2 separate regions of the Mus musculus genome follow, and region 1 is linked to region 2. A link is a contact called in ENCODE POLR2A ChIA-PET data. All regions are on one chromosome and are shown on one strand. The core of a region is the stretch at or near the end of the contact, and the rest is flanking DNA. Distances in the headings are between cores, read along the strand shown. Region 1 holds the start of Zzz3 (zinc finger, ZZ domain containing 3). Region 2 holds the start of Usp33 (ubiquitin specific peptidase 33).

Region 1 (7,753 bases), core at 2,490-4,989, 50 kb after region 2:
TGGTGGGGGGCCTGAAGTTATCCTCCGACCTCCAGTTGTTCATGTTGACCCTGATGTACTCCAAGCAGAGGAAAAGATTGAAGTAGAAACTCGCTCTTTGTAGTTCTGAGGACACAGAGCTCTAATGAGAAGTTATTCTCACTTGATGCACACACATTCAAAACATTCCGCAAAGCATGTTGATTCTCTTGATTTTCATCCTTTTTTCTCATTTATTCCTTTGTACTGGGCATTATGGAAGGGTATATTAAAATGTTATATAAGTTGGTATATTTAATGCTAAGTAGCTTACCAGAATATCTTTCAGTGTACTGTTTTGAAAGAAAAGGGACAGTTGGTAACTAGGTTCTCTGACCTTTGTTCTACAGGCAGATCCAGCAAACCCTTTGTAGCACTGTAAATACTTTGGCTTCGATAATGTTCTTATTACTCTAACCAATCATAACTGGCTAAGCTTTTTCATTTCTCCAAAAAGCTAATTTAATTGTATATTTTGACATGAATTTGCATAGTAATGAACCTATGTTAAATCCGAGAGTGGTGGTCAGCACATTGTTAATTTCCTAACGCTCAGGAAACATCAGGTGGGTGGGTGTTACTGCTTTTGCACTGCAGCATATAAAACTGCATATTACAATTTACAAAATGTCTTTTTTGAATGTAACGGGATGTATTCATTTTTAGTGGAATTTGTTACCAGATATCAGTAAATTATTGCTGCTTATAATGTAAAATGTTAAACTTTAGTTCTGTAGACCTGAATGGTATTCATTAATGTTAGTAACAAGAAAATACCCCTTAGTTTTAGGCCACTTCTATTTTGAGAGCATGAAGTATGGAATGTGTCAAATGAGATTGTTGATAAAGCTGAAACCACTTGCAAAATGATTTTTTAATGAAATGCATAAAGTCTTTTTGAATAATAGAGTATTCACTGCTGTTTGCTTGATCATGTGATGTCAAAAGCTCAACTATATGCAACTACAAACATGCAGGTGACTGAGGGACAGCATTCATGGTGACTTTGCAATGTTGTTAAAACTCATTCAATAAAAATAATTCTAAAATGTATAAACTGAATGTTGAATTTATTTGATAGACTTTTTAAAAAAGGTGTAAAGTCTGTTAGTATTAATGCCTTTCATTATATCTTATTTGAAAGCATAAGCTAGGAAGTTATTTGCTATAATAACGTTTATTAAACTGTTTCAGAATGGCAGCATGGTGGTTGGCATCTGTCTCCCAGTACCTGGTAGGCTTGGCTGGAGGAACCTAAGTTTGTGGGCTGTAGAACAAGACCGTCCCAAAACAACAGCTAACTATAAATAAAACTTATCAACTGTGCATTTAAAAATGGTGATTTTCTAACTCTAGCACCCTCACTCATCCTGATGTCGGATGTTACACATGCTGAACACTATCTTACTTTAGTTTGGATATGAAATATATCCTGTGTCGAAACACCACCACCTGGGGGTGTTGTGAGGTGGCTGCACCTGAGGATGTCAGCCTCATCCACAGGCTGCATCTTGTCCCTGACCTGCGTATCTTTGTGCCTCCTAGTTGCTCCCTGAGGCTGAACAGCTTTTTTCTGCCATCATGTTCTGCCTTGTTACAGGTCTAAAAGCAATGGAGTCAGTTGACCATGGGCTAAAACTTGAGCAAAATAAATCTGTCCCTTGCTTTTCTTATTTTGTTATAAGGATCAAAGCTAACAACCACAATGCTTTTTATCACTGAGATATATATACTTCAACGCTAACATTCCTTCTAAGAGACTTATTCAAGTGTTTTTCAACCTGTGAGTAGGAGTGCTTATAGCTCAGTGGAGTGTTCTCTCTTAACTCTTTCTCTTCAAAACTTCATGTGACTCAGGCTGGCCTCAAACTTGCTTCGTAGCCTATAATTCCAGTACTGTGAGGCAGAGGCAGGAAATGAAGAGTTCTAGGATGTATACACACACACACACACACACACACACACACACACGGATGGAGGGAAGGGCAGGGAGAGTATTGTAGATCAGCCTTGACTATAGAAGCTTGCCTCAGCGAAAACAAGCTTCAAATCGCAATGCCTGTTTTGCCAACAAATGTTAGCAAGGCCATGGGTTGGGTTTCTCTCTTATGTTTACATATTAGTGCCGGGTGGTGGTGGTGCACGCCTTTACTCCCAGCACTCGGGAGGCAGAGGCAGGCAGATTTTTGATTTTGAGGCCAGCCTGGTCTACAAAGTGAGTTCCAGGCCAGCATGGGCTACACAGAGAAACCCTCTCTCGAAAAACCAACAAAACAAAACGTTTGCGTATTAGTGCGGTGGTACCATTCCCACGGAAGAGAAAGGGAAAGTAAACCTGTGGGGACCTTTATCGTTACAACCATCGTTCTCTTGGAAACGGATGACAGTCCAATAATGGCGCGCGCGTGCGTGCGTGCGTGCGTGCGTGCGTGCGTGTGTGTGTGTGTGTGTGTGTGTGTGTGTGGCTAGACAATGCTCCCAGCAGCAGATAAATTCTGACCATCCCAATAGTAGCTAGCCTATGCAGGTAGCATATTGCCTGGCTGGGAAATCGTGTTATTTTTATATCTCTGCCTATTGCAAGTCCAACACAGTTCAATAAAAACCATGGGAGGGTGTGCTGTGGTGAGGCCTTATAGACCCCACTACTAGGAAAATTAAGGCAATGGAGAGCAGTGTCTCTAAGACACAAGATGGCAGGTGTGATAGTCAGTATAACTATAATTGGTATTCTTTATTTTGGAGCAGATATTACTCTGAGTTGAATTGGAGACAACCAAATACAAGTCCACTTCTATGATCTAATAACTTACGAGCAATTGAAAAGAAACCACACTTACCCACTTCCTTGGAAAAACAAAACTGCTCCAGCTAAGGAAAACAAAGAAAGGCACTGAAGCCATACTGCACAGTTGCGAAGAGCCCCAGTTAATGGATTCTACCAGTGGACTTGGTATTTTTTGGAACACAATCTAATAGCCAAAGGGTTGCATGAGCGTCCCCACAGCTCAGAAGTGGTGGCCTATGGTGCTATCAACCCAGAGGAAATACTTATCCCTGTAACTGAAGGCGGGCATTACTTTGCTGCACTGCTAATACTGTATATTTGAAAGGGCGGTGTTATGGATTGAACTCAGAGCTTCACGTAGTTCCGGTAAGCACACGCTGAGCTACATAAATAACCAGTTTTCACTATGGGTTGAGCCATACTTGGTGCTGGACACAACTGTGGGCAAAAGCTAAGAGAAAAGACGCCCTGCCTTTAAAGAGACTTCATTCTTGGCGGGTAGTGCTGTTTAAAGGTACGGAAAATAAAAGCGGTGGAGAAGGTGTACTCTGGTGGGACTGCCGACGAGTCGCGGTGGAGCTGGGGAAGAGTCCTGCCCTAGGGAGGGAGGTGAGCAAAGGCTGGAGAGGTGGGCGCCTGCGTACTGAGCGGGCGGCGGCTGGCGCGGCAGTCCGGGGCGTCGTGCGGAAAGCGCCGCGGGGCCAGGCAAGGTCGGGACGCGGGCGGGGAGCCTCTCCGGGAAGGTAGAGCGGATCACAGCACGCAGCGGGCTGGGCCGGTGAATCCTCCCGCCCGCCGGCCGGCCGGGTCGGGATCGCTGCAGCGGCCGCGGCCACCAGTAGGTGGCGCGCCGAGCGCCCGGCTCCCAGCGTCTCAGAGCCGAGGAAGGAGGGGACCGGAAGGAGCCGCCGCTGCTGCGGGAAGTGGAGGAGCGGGAGGCGGGGACCCACCTGGAAGCGCCGCGGCGCCGCTGTGGCGCTTCCTGCGGCGGAGGGCGCTGGAGCCAGTGCGGCGGCCGACGGCGGCCACGCGGGCGGCGCCTCCCGGAGCGGCCCGCCCCACGCGAGAGGTAAGCGGGATCCCCGGGGCGCGTGGCGGGGCCGGCGCAGGGGCGGGAGCGGAGCGCGGAGGGAAAGGCGCGCGCGGGGCCGGAGCCCTTCAGAGCGAGCGAGCGCCGGGAGGGGGTGGCCGAGGCGGCGGCGGCGGCGGCGCCCCCACGTGGGCCGGGCGCGCGCGTTCGCGGCTGAGGGGGCGGGGAGGCCTGCGGAGGCGCCGGGCGCGCGCGCGGGGCTCACGTGACGGCCACGTGACCGGAGGCCAGGCCGGCTGAGGGCTAGCGCGGTCCTCCGTGGCGTCCGGAGGGCGGCAGAGGGCTGAGTTTGGCGTCCCGCCTTTCCTTCTCCCCTCAGACGACTCAGAGGAGGAATCCAGGGCGGGGAAGGCTTGCCTCTCCTCCCGTTTGCCCGCGGCCTCCCAGTGCGAGGACGAACCACACGTTCAAAGTCCCGAAGTAGTGATTAGCTTCCCCCACGCCGCCATGTTGGCTCCAGCGCACGCCCGCCCGCGAGATGCCAGCGGGTCGGTATCGCGAGATCTCCGGACTCTCGCGGGACCTGGTTGGCAGAGCGGTTGCGCTGGATGGCGGAGCCCCGGGTTCTCGGGGCCCTGGGACCAGTAACTCTTTTCCTGCAGGCAAGTTGTCGGGGAGGGGCCGGGGCGCGCGCCCGGGCGCCGGGAGCCTTCGTGCGCGCGCCTCGCCGTCGCCTGCGGCGGTGCAGAGCGGCTGTCGCGCGCCGCGCTCCTCCCGCCCCCGGGCGCCCGCCACCTGCGGAGACCTCCCCGCCGGCCGCTGCCCGGCGCTCGCTCGCCGGCCCGGAGGCCGCTGCCAGCCCGCCCCGCCCGCCGCCGCCCCCTCTGCCCAGTTACCCTCTCTGCAGACAGCTCCACTTTCCTGTCGCCTGTGGCTGCAGAATCTTCCCCCAGTCTCCCAACAGAACGCATAGCATCTCTCGTGTCCGGGCGTCATTTAGCCACCCACTTGTCTATTGGGAAGTTCTCCTCGTCACCCTGGCTGCTGACAGTAACTTTTGGCAGTGTTTGGGAGGCCCCCTCACCCCTGACAGTACCCGAGGTCAGAATACAATCCTTGTTCTGTACATGCTGATAAACTCACGTCGGTAGGGATTGGGGCTACCATTTTTGGTATTCTGGGGTGCCGGTTTTGTTTTGCAGAAAATAGTAGTGGGTTTGTTTTAACGAAAAATCCCGCTACTTCTTAAATTTGAGGTCGGTCATAAGTGTCTTCATGAGTCAATCACTTTTTTCTACTTAGAACAGCCACTCACAAGTCAGTTTACCATATTTGTTTTCATTTCTTTGTATTCAAAAGTATGGAAGCTACACAATCGGGAAACTAGATAGATAATTCATTCATAGTTATCCTGTCCGCCCCACCCCTCGCTCTGAGACAGGCATACTATCTGTATCCCCGGATACTCTAAAACTGACTAGGTGGGCCCGGATTCATGGCATTTGTTATCACAGCCAGCACATACCATTTTAAATTTTTTATCATTTACTTATTATGTGCCTGTGTATCTTGGATATTGTATGTGCTCAGCTCTCTGGAAGCCAGAAGAGGGTGTCTGATCCCCAGGATCAGTATTACAGGACTTTCTAAACTGTTCAGAGTAAGGGGTCTGAACTTTGGACCGCAAGACAGAGCAGCAAGCACTCTTAACCACTGTCTGTCTCTTTGAAACTACAAAAGTGTACTTACTACCTACAGAAAGGGAGAGTAAAATGCTCTTTATTCTGTTTTACAAACTTCTCAGTTTTCTACCCTGAACCTGATCATTTTGTGGTCCGTGCTTTGTCCTAAGTTGTCAGGGCTAAGTTGGAGGGCTGATTTGGTAATAAACTTTCATAGCATTTACAAGCAGCAAATTATCCACTAGATAAAATTATATAGTGTTAGATCTGTTGTCAGGACTCAAGTGTAGATAACTTGGTGAAAGTATCTAATAGCTCCAATAATAGAGCTTTTGTTTGTTTTTGCAGTGGAAATGTTCTAGGGTGCTGGTAGCTTTGCACACAGAAAGTTCTTTTAAAACAAAGATTTAAGGAAACATCAGCTTTATAATTTTTAATGCTTATGTAAGTACCAATTATGCATTCTAAACCAAAAACATGCCTATGGATGTTAGTTCTTTTAAAATTTTGACCCTGAGTTTTAAAAAGATGCTTATTTTATGTGTATGTGCCCTAGTGTTGTGGTCAAGGAGGCCTTGAGGGTCAGAAAAGGATTGTCAACAGTCCCTGGAGTTACAGGCGGTGGTTGTGCGCTGCTATGTGGGTGCTTGGAACCAGAGGATCAGCAGCAAGTGCTCTTAGCTGCTGAGGTGTCTCTTCTAGCCCCTCAGAGTAGTAGTTTAATCCAATCACTAGAACGATAGACACCAGTAGTTAATACAAACATCTGCTTACATTAGGAGCACTAAGTGTCATTTTTGTCATTACTCCTCTGAAAAAACATAGCAGTGGTAGAATTCTATTTAAAAATTCAAAAAGCCAGGCAATGTAGCTCATGCTGCGCTGGAACTTAGTTCCTCTAGTCCTCTAGACTTGAGAGGCAGCCGGCAGTCACCATTTCTCTCTTTACTAGACAGGGTGCAGTAAAAAGTAATTGTACATGACTCCAGTGGTCTTTTCTCTTAGCAGCCCTGGCTGTCCTGGAACTCACTCTGTAGACCAGGCTGGCCTCGAACTCAGAAATCTGCCTGCCTCTGCCTCCCGAGTGCTGGGATTAAAGGCGTGTGCCACCACCGCCCGGCCTTGTTTGTTTTTTAAATTAGTCTGTGCAGGTAGGAAGATTGAGGACAGACATGTTGAGTTATAATGTGGAGAAGATGAAAGGAAAATAGGCTGACAGTGGAGCTATACAAGTTAGGGATGCAGAGAGGCCAGGGTAGGCAAGTCCATTGACCTTGAATTGACCAGTTAGGAAAGAGTAGGAGAGACAAGTTAGTTGTTCTTTTGGGAGAGGGGCTATTTGTTTTGGGACAGGCTCTTACTGTATAGCCCTGGCTAGGCTGCTGTCTATATGCAGACTGTACTGGCTTTGAACTCCTGGCAATATTTCCACCTCTGACTTTAAAGGTTGTGAATACAGAGTGTACGATACCCAATTCCTAAATGTCTCTTAGACTGCTGTATAGGTCACCTTCAGATGACACTAGATACACTTGTACTGCAGGTCAGCAGGTGAGTGACATTCTGTGGATTCCTTCATAATCTGTGGAGCTGGATATGGTGGCTTATGCTTTTACACCCAGCATGCAGAGTGAGGAAGGAGCATTACTGAGTTTTAGACTAAACAGCTTTAATGACTACATAGTGAGTTCAAAGCCATCCTGGGTGATGAGTGAAACCCAAGGTCACATACATAGAGGAGAAAAACAAAAGTCAGCAATGGAAGTCACACTTTTGCAATGGTTTCTGCAAAGCTATCCACCTAAATTTTGCATAATAATGATTGGTTTGTTGTATGGGTTAGAGAATCTCCTGTGGACGTGGTGGTGCAGGACTTTAAACCCAGCACTTGGGAGTCCGGTGAGTCTGCATATGAGGCCAACCTAGTCTACTGATAGAGTTCAAGGGCAGCTACGCAGAGAAACCAGTCCTCAAAAACAAAAGAACTTTGTTCTACAAACTGTTTTTGGTGGTGAGTTTTGTAGATTACCAGTCTTTTACAAGTAATTTACTTTGAGGTTGAGAAAAGAATCAAGGAAGAGGAAAAAAGTGTCTTGCATTGAATTGTTCGTACATTTTATAGTAAAGTACATGATGAAAAGCTGTTGCAGGGGCTTTAAGAAGAAAACTGATTTCAAGTAAAAGTTCCGTTTGGGGTTAAACTATAAGTAACAGTTGAGTGTTAGGATGTTTTGG
Region 2 (6,956 bases), core at 4,144-6,643:
TATAAATGATGCATTATTATTATTTTAATTCTTTTATTTTTAATCTTCCACTAAATTTAGCAACCTAAGACTAGCAATGAAGTTAAGAATGAAGTATTCTAGATTGAGGGTTAAAAATCAACCATCAGAGCTGTGTGGTGGTGCATACCTTAAGCCCTCAGAAGGCAGAGATGGGCGGATCTCTGTGAGTCTGAGGCTAACTCTGATAGCCGAGGCTACACACAAAAATCCTATCTCCAAAAGCAAACAAAACAAAAAAAAAAAAAAAAGAAAAAATCAAACATTAAGGATCTGGCTCAGTTAAAAGCGCTCATCTCTCTTGTACAAGATTCCCACTATCCACAGCAGGCAGCTCACAACAGTCCAGAACTCTGGTTCCATGAGGATGGAATGTTCTCTGATGGCTTTGAAGGCTACCTGCACACTTACAAACATGTAAAATACATCGTCTCTCATCAAAGCAGCCATCACGCCTGTTTAAACACCTGCATCAGTTGCTGGCCCCAGCTGACAGTGTCCTGGAGTCGCCTCCCCAGCAAAGGCCAACCAAAGAGGACCTTGGTTCCTGAATGAGGTGGGGAGGTGACTTAGGACTCGGTGGGATATGCTTAGAGTTCTGACACAATCTCAAGAATTTCTGAAAAGGAGATTTTGCTCTGGTGTTGTGTGTATGTGTGTGTTTTGTTACTGTTTTCTAGAAATATATGTATATGTACATATATATATATGTATATATATATATTATATAAATACTTGTATGCATGCCTCTTATAAGCTTTACATATTTCTATATACTTATATATATTTCAAATATTTTCTTCTTCTTCTCCTTCTTCTTTTTTTTTTTTTTGAGACAGCATCTCTCTGCATAGCTCTGGCTGTTCTGGAACTCTCTTTGTAGATCAGGCTGGCCTTCAACTCACAGAGATCCACCTGCCTCTGCCTTCTGAGTTCGGGGTCTAAGAGCGTGTGCCACCACGCCGTGCTTTCACACATTCTCTCTTTGTGAGCGTGACTTCTGCTTATTCTGAGCCAAGGTCTTATGTATACCACACAGTTCTTGAACTCTCTACTTAGCCATGGGTGACTTTGAACTTCTGATCCTCCTGTCTCCAACTCTAGCGTGCTGGGATTACTGGGGGTTGATACCATGCCCTGTTGGGGTTTGGTCTTGTGCACTGTGCATTCAGATGCTGATTTCTGTGCCCAGAGATCTGGTTACAGTCCGGATGCTGGCATTATCATTACTCAACCACCTCCTGCATCGGTGCTGTGTAGAAAGATGCTCTCCAATTATCTCTGACCGGTTACTAAAGAGCTGGCCAGCATCTGGCTGGGCAGAGGAGATAGGAAGGGTGGACATTCAATCCCAGCCCAAGGGTCCCAGTGAGAGAGCAGCCGTGAGGACACATACGGAGCAGATAAGGGGGCGGGGACCTCAAACTGAAGGTCAAGGGCCTGTGGCTGGGAAGACGATCCCTTGGGCAGAATAGCTCAGAACCTCCCCTGCCTGGGCTTACAGCTTGCTAATATACGTAATAAATAGGTCATTGTGTTGATTATTTGGGAGTGAGAACGGAGACAGATAAGGCATCATTCTTAAATTACAGCCTACAGTGCCCAGAAAAGAAATCATGATTCCTGTCCCACCCTGCCCCTAGTGTTAGGGGTAGACTCTAGGACTTCACGCCAGGCAAGTTCTCTGCAACTGGGTTACATCCCTTGCTCAATTGTAAGTGTTTATTTCATTTTTTAAGCTTTTGTGTGTATTGGTTATTTTTTTCTATTGTCATGATGAAAGACTGTAATCAAGGACTTATAAAAGAAAGACTTTACTTGGGTGTTATGGTTGCAGATGTTCAAAGATGGCAGAGCACAGGTGGAGGCGACTGGAACGGTAGCTCAAGCTCACATGCTGAAGAGCAAGCAGCAAGTGGTGCAGTGCTAAGGGCTTGTGGCTTTTGGAACCTCTAAACCTATTCCAGGAAGCTCACACCTTCTCAGTCTCCGCAGACAGCCACCCACGGCATCGAGTATTCAAATGCCAAAGGCTTATGGGATATATCTTACTCAAACGGCCACAATGTGTGTGTGTGTGTGTACACGTGTGTGTGTGTGCATGTGCATGCGTGTGTGCCTGCTTGAATTTCTGTGTACCGCATGCGTGCAGGAACCTAAGGAGGCCAGAAAAGGGCATCAAATCTCTTAGACTTGGAATTACAAGTGTTTGTGAGCCGCCAAGTGGCTGCTGGGAAACTAACTCAGGTCCTCTACGGATTCTGGGAAACACTCTCAGCTGCTCTTCAAGAGCATCAAGTGCTCTTAATGGTTGAGGCATTTCTCTGGCCCTTCCTAGCTTATTTTAAAATTATTATTATTATTATTATTAAAATTGTGTGTGCGTGTATACACGTGTGTGTGTGCGTGCATGTAAGTGATAGTATCTTTGGAGGTCTGGGTATCAAAGGTGGTCAGCTCGCCTAGTCTAGTGATAAAGGGGTTTATAGGCTGCTCAACGTGGGAATTAAACTTGAACTTTCTACAAGAGTAATGTGCTTACACACACACACACACACACACACACACACACACACACACACTGTGTACATATGCAATATTAATAAATAGAGTTAGTACTTTTTCTTGTTTCCTGTCACTATTGTGTAATCAGCCTTACCACAATCCGACCACCTTACCTTTCTCTCTCTTTCTTTCTTTCTTTCTTTCTTTCTTTCTTTCTTTCTTTCTTTCTTTCTTTCTCTCTCTCTCTCTCTCTCTCTCTCTCTTTCTTTCTTTCTTTCTTTCTTTCTTTTTTTTCAAGACAGGGTTTCTCTGTGTAGCCCTGGCTGTCCTGGAACTCACTCTGTAGACCAGGCTGGCCTTGAACTCAGAAATCTACCCGCCTCTGCCTCTCAAGTGCTGGGATTAAAGGTGTGCGCCACCACTGCCCGGCCCTGCCTCAGAAACTTACTCACAGTCAACCCCCTGCCTCACACACTCACTCAGCGTCATCATGCTGCCTCACACAGTCACTTAGCGTCATCCCCCTGCCTTACACATTCATTCGTGGTCATCCCCCTGCCTCTGAAACTCAATCACAGTCATTCCCCTGCCTCAGAAACTCCCTCACAGTCATCCCCCTGCCTCAGAAACTTTTTTTTTTTTTTTTTGGTTTTTTAAGACAGGGTTTCTCTGTGTAGCCCTGGCTGTCCTGGAACTCACTCTGTAGACCAGGCTGGCCTTGAACTCAGAAATCTACCCGCCTCTGCCTCCCAAGTGCTGGGATTAAAGGTGTGCGCCACCACTGCCCGGCCACCTTAGCTTTCTTGCGTGATAGATTATGCCCTCTTATTTCATGGGCCAAAAATAAAATGGAAAAAAAATTTCTCTTAAATTGCTCCTGGTGATTCATGCCTTTAATCTCACAAGTCAGGAGGGAGAGCTCAAGGCTAGCCTGGGCTACATAACAAGACCCTGACTTAAAAACAAAACACAGTAGTTACAAAGCACTGGCTGCTCTTCTAAAGGAATTGTGTTCGATTCTTTGACCCCATAGGTGACTCACAACCATCAATAACTCTAGTCTTGGGACCCAAGACCTTCTTCTGGCTTCCTAGGGCACCGGTTATTAAGATTATACACAGACATATATGTAGACAAAGCACCCATACAAATCAATCAATCAGTCAATCAATCAATCCTCCAAAAATAAACCCCACCTTTACAGTAAAAGTGCACACTGAGGACCTCTGTCTTCTGGGCAGCTCGTGGCGGCTGCCATCTTGAAATCAGAAAGCAGTAGTTAGCAGCATGAACCCTCACATCCTGTGCCCGTTAGCATTTCCCCATGGACACAATGGCGGGCACCCAGGCTTATGCAGCACCTCCTATCTCTGAGGGTATAAATGTAGTTAACAATGCTGGAGGCATGGGAGAGACTCATTGTTGGTATAGCTACCCTTAAGTGGTCTATGCTTGAATGACCCCCAATTAAAACACTTATTTGGCCTGATGTTGTTATATCTGGGTAAATAAAAATGAATTTCCTGGGGAAAACCATTCAATAAAAATTGAAAGCCGGGTGTGGTGGCACACGCCTTTAATCCCAGCACTCGGGAGGCAGAGGCAGGTGGATTTCTAAGTTCGAGGGCAGCCTGGTCTACAAAGTGAGTTCCAGATCAACCAGGGCTATACAGTGAAACCCTGTCTCGAAAAAAAAAAATGACAATATTACTGATTTGGATATCAGTGAAAGCAAACGAGCAATATCTGGAGTAGGCCGAGGGTAGAGTGGTGGTAACCATGGGGCCTCCCACACAGCTTCATTCCCTTGCGCCAAGCCCCAGACAGCAAGGAGTATCATGGTTAACATCCTCTGATTCCACTAGCAGAATAATTAGAAGCCCTCAGATTAGTCGCCTGCTTCTGATGGAGACTGGCATTTTGCACAATATTTAGATACATGCTCCCAACCAACTTTGGGGTTAATCATATAGACATGTCTTACTCTGTAATCCAGGCTAGCCTCAAACTCACAATCCTGCCACAGCCTCCCAAGTGCTGGCTTTACCGGGGTACACCACCATGCCCAGCTGACAAACTTTTTCAGCTTTGCAGTTTGAATTCACATATTATAAAATCAAACAGTGAGGGGCTAAAAAGATGACTCCTGGTTAGGACCACTGGCTGCTCTTCCAGAGGACACTGGTTCAATCCCCAGCACCCAGAAGGCAGTTTAGTTCACAGTTGTTTGTAACTCCAGATACAATGGATCCGACATCTTCACTGAGATATGCATGCAGGCAAAACACCAATGCATATAATAGAAATAATTGGAAAAATATTAAAAAGTGAATGTAACAGTCACATAAGTGGAAGGTTTTTTTTTTTTTTCCTATTGCTCTAAGTACCAAGAAGATCTCAAGGTTTCAGTAACTATTTCATTTGATCTTGATTTAACCTAGTGGAAAATGGTAGAGATTAATTTCTTCTTTGTATATATGGCAAAGAGAAATGCATTTGCTTCCAGAAAATGTAGGTCTTAAAGGAGTTATTAGAAAAGCAAGGTTTAGGACTAGCCTCACACTGCAGCCCAGACTGGCTTCGAAGTTACCGCAATCCTCCTGCCCCAGCCTTGAGCTAGCCACTTCATATTGCAAACTTCAGACCTTTCTGAGGCTTTCCGTACTGCGGAGTTTATAATGCACCGCGACGAGACCTTGGGAAGCTGTCTTGTGACTGCAGAGGGTGGGAGAATAGGAATAAAAGCAGAAATGCGGCCGAAGTGGTGTACACGTCAGCTCAGGTTGCCTGTCTAGCACAGGCCTAGCGGAGAACCGAGGCCAGGCCCGAGGCCCCGCCCCGGGGCGTGTCTCCCCAAGGTCCCGCCCCCAGACGCCCGCAGCGGCCGCGGAGACACCGGAAGGAGCGGCGGCTGCCGAGGGAAGCGTCGGGCAGCGGTCGGGTTCTGCGGGCCGCGCTGCGGAACCGTTTTGCGGCCCTGCGGATCCGAGCGCTCAGGCTCCGAGGAGGAGTGCGCTGGGCGGCGGGCTGAGGTGAGCGCGGCGGACGGGCGGGCGGGCGTGCGGCGGCGGCGGGCCGGAGGGAGGGCGGGCGCGGCCGGGCTGAGGCTCGCCCCGGCGCGCGGCCCGGGCGGCTCGGTGGTCAGGGATCCGGGTCGGGGGGCGCGACCTGTGCGCGCCGCCCCGTTATTCATTGCTACGAACGGGAAAACCGAGGTGTCACCGTCCCAGTGGCGTGTCTTCGGCCGACGCAGCGTTTGGGTCGAGTCCAGTCGTAGCGTCTGTCGGTCGCAGCTTTTGTTCGGGTCACATTTCCACGGTGTGAGTGCTTTCCCAAGCGCTCAAGCATTTTTCAAATACAAAATGCTCCTCGTCGGAAAATTCGTCATGTTGACCTGTTAGGCAATGTGATTGATTTGATTGCCTTAGGGGCTTTGCACACAACTGAAGATTAGGGTTTACATTCTGTCGGAATCAGTATTAGGCCTGCGAAATGGAGCCAGGGGCTGACATCCTGGCTGGAGCAGAGTCTAACTAAACTGAAGACGCGTTTTACCAAAGGTCTCGAGACTTAGTGCTTAATGTAGAATTCTAGAATGTTCTCTCTCTCTCTCTCTCTCTTTTTTCTTCTTTAAATTTTTTCGAGACAGTCCAATGTCTGGCCTCCCAAGTCCTGATCCTCCTGCCTCCATCTCCCAAGTTGCTGGGATTCCAAATGTATTGCCACCATGTCATGCCAGATATTTTTTTGTTTGATCTGACAATTTTTTTCTTTACGAAAAACCTGTTACCAAAGATAATGAGAGTCAGGGTAGACTGCTCAAGCCTAGAGATGCCTTTGGCAGAAGATAACATTTGGAAGGTGGAGGAAGGTAGAGAAGGACTTCCAGGCTAGCCTAGGCTACAGGAGCCCCCATTTCAAAGCAAGCAAGCAAGCAAGCAAGCAAACCAAAGAGGCAGGGGAGGGGAGGGAGAGGGAGAGAATGAGACCATTTCTCCGAGTGTCTTCTGTGGTTGAGGGTGCAGTTGTATCTTATGGAAAGGTCAGAGCAAATCCGATGATTGCAGCAGGCTATTTGATCTTATGAATGCTGGCAGTGAGTTTGTACTGTTAATATAAGTATGGAAGAATGAAAATTTTATAACTTGTTTCAGTAACTTATACTATGCCGATAGTTTTGTTATTTCATTTACTTTGGCAAGATGAGAAAAACTACACAAATATACATGGGGGCTATATTTATGATTGCATGCTATTTTTTTTTTTTTTTTTTGGTTTTTCGAGACAGGGTTTCTCTGTGTAGCCCTGGCTGTCCTGGCACTCACTTTGTAGACCAGGCTGGCCTTGAACCCAGAAATCCGCCTGCCTCTGCCTCCCGAGTGCTGGGATTAAAGGCGTGTGCCACCACGCCCGGCTTGCATGCTATTTTTTGA

The links. ChIA-PET counts read pairs that join two places held with the same protein, here RNA polymerase II (POLR2A).
Region 1: POLR2A ChIA-PET joins it to region 2 with 22 read pairs in Patski. The contact joins the promoter of Zzz3 here to the promoter of Usp33 in region 2. POLR2A ChIA-PET finds 5 or more read pairs at or near these places in 4 of 5 experiments (Patski and embryonic stem cell).

What each region holds. Positions count from the first base shown.
Region 1 is chr3:152,392,264-152,400,016 of GRCm38, forward strand. Zzz3 (zinc finger, ZZ domain containing 3) reads left to right here and starts at 3,740. Exons shown (of 14, transcript NM_001080755.2): 1 at 3,740-3,875. Usp33 (ubiquitin specific peptidase 33) reads left to right here. Exons shown (of 24, transcript NM_133247.3): 24 at 1-1,354. The coding sequence ends at 103.
Region 2 is chr3:152,341,085-152,348,040 of GRCm38, forward strand. Usp33 (ubiquitin specific peptidase 33) reads left to right here and starts at 5,394. Exons shown (of 24, transcript NM_133247.3): 1 at 5,394-5,555.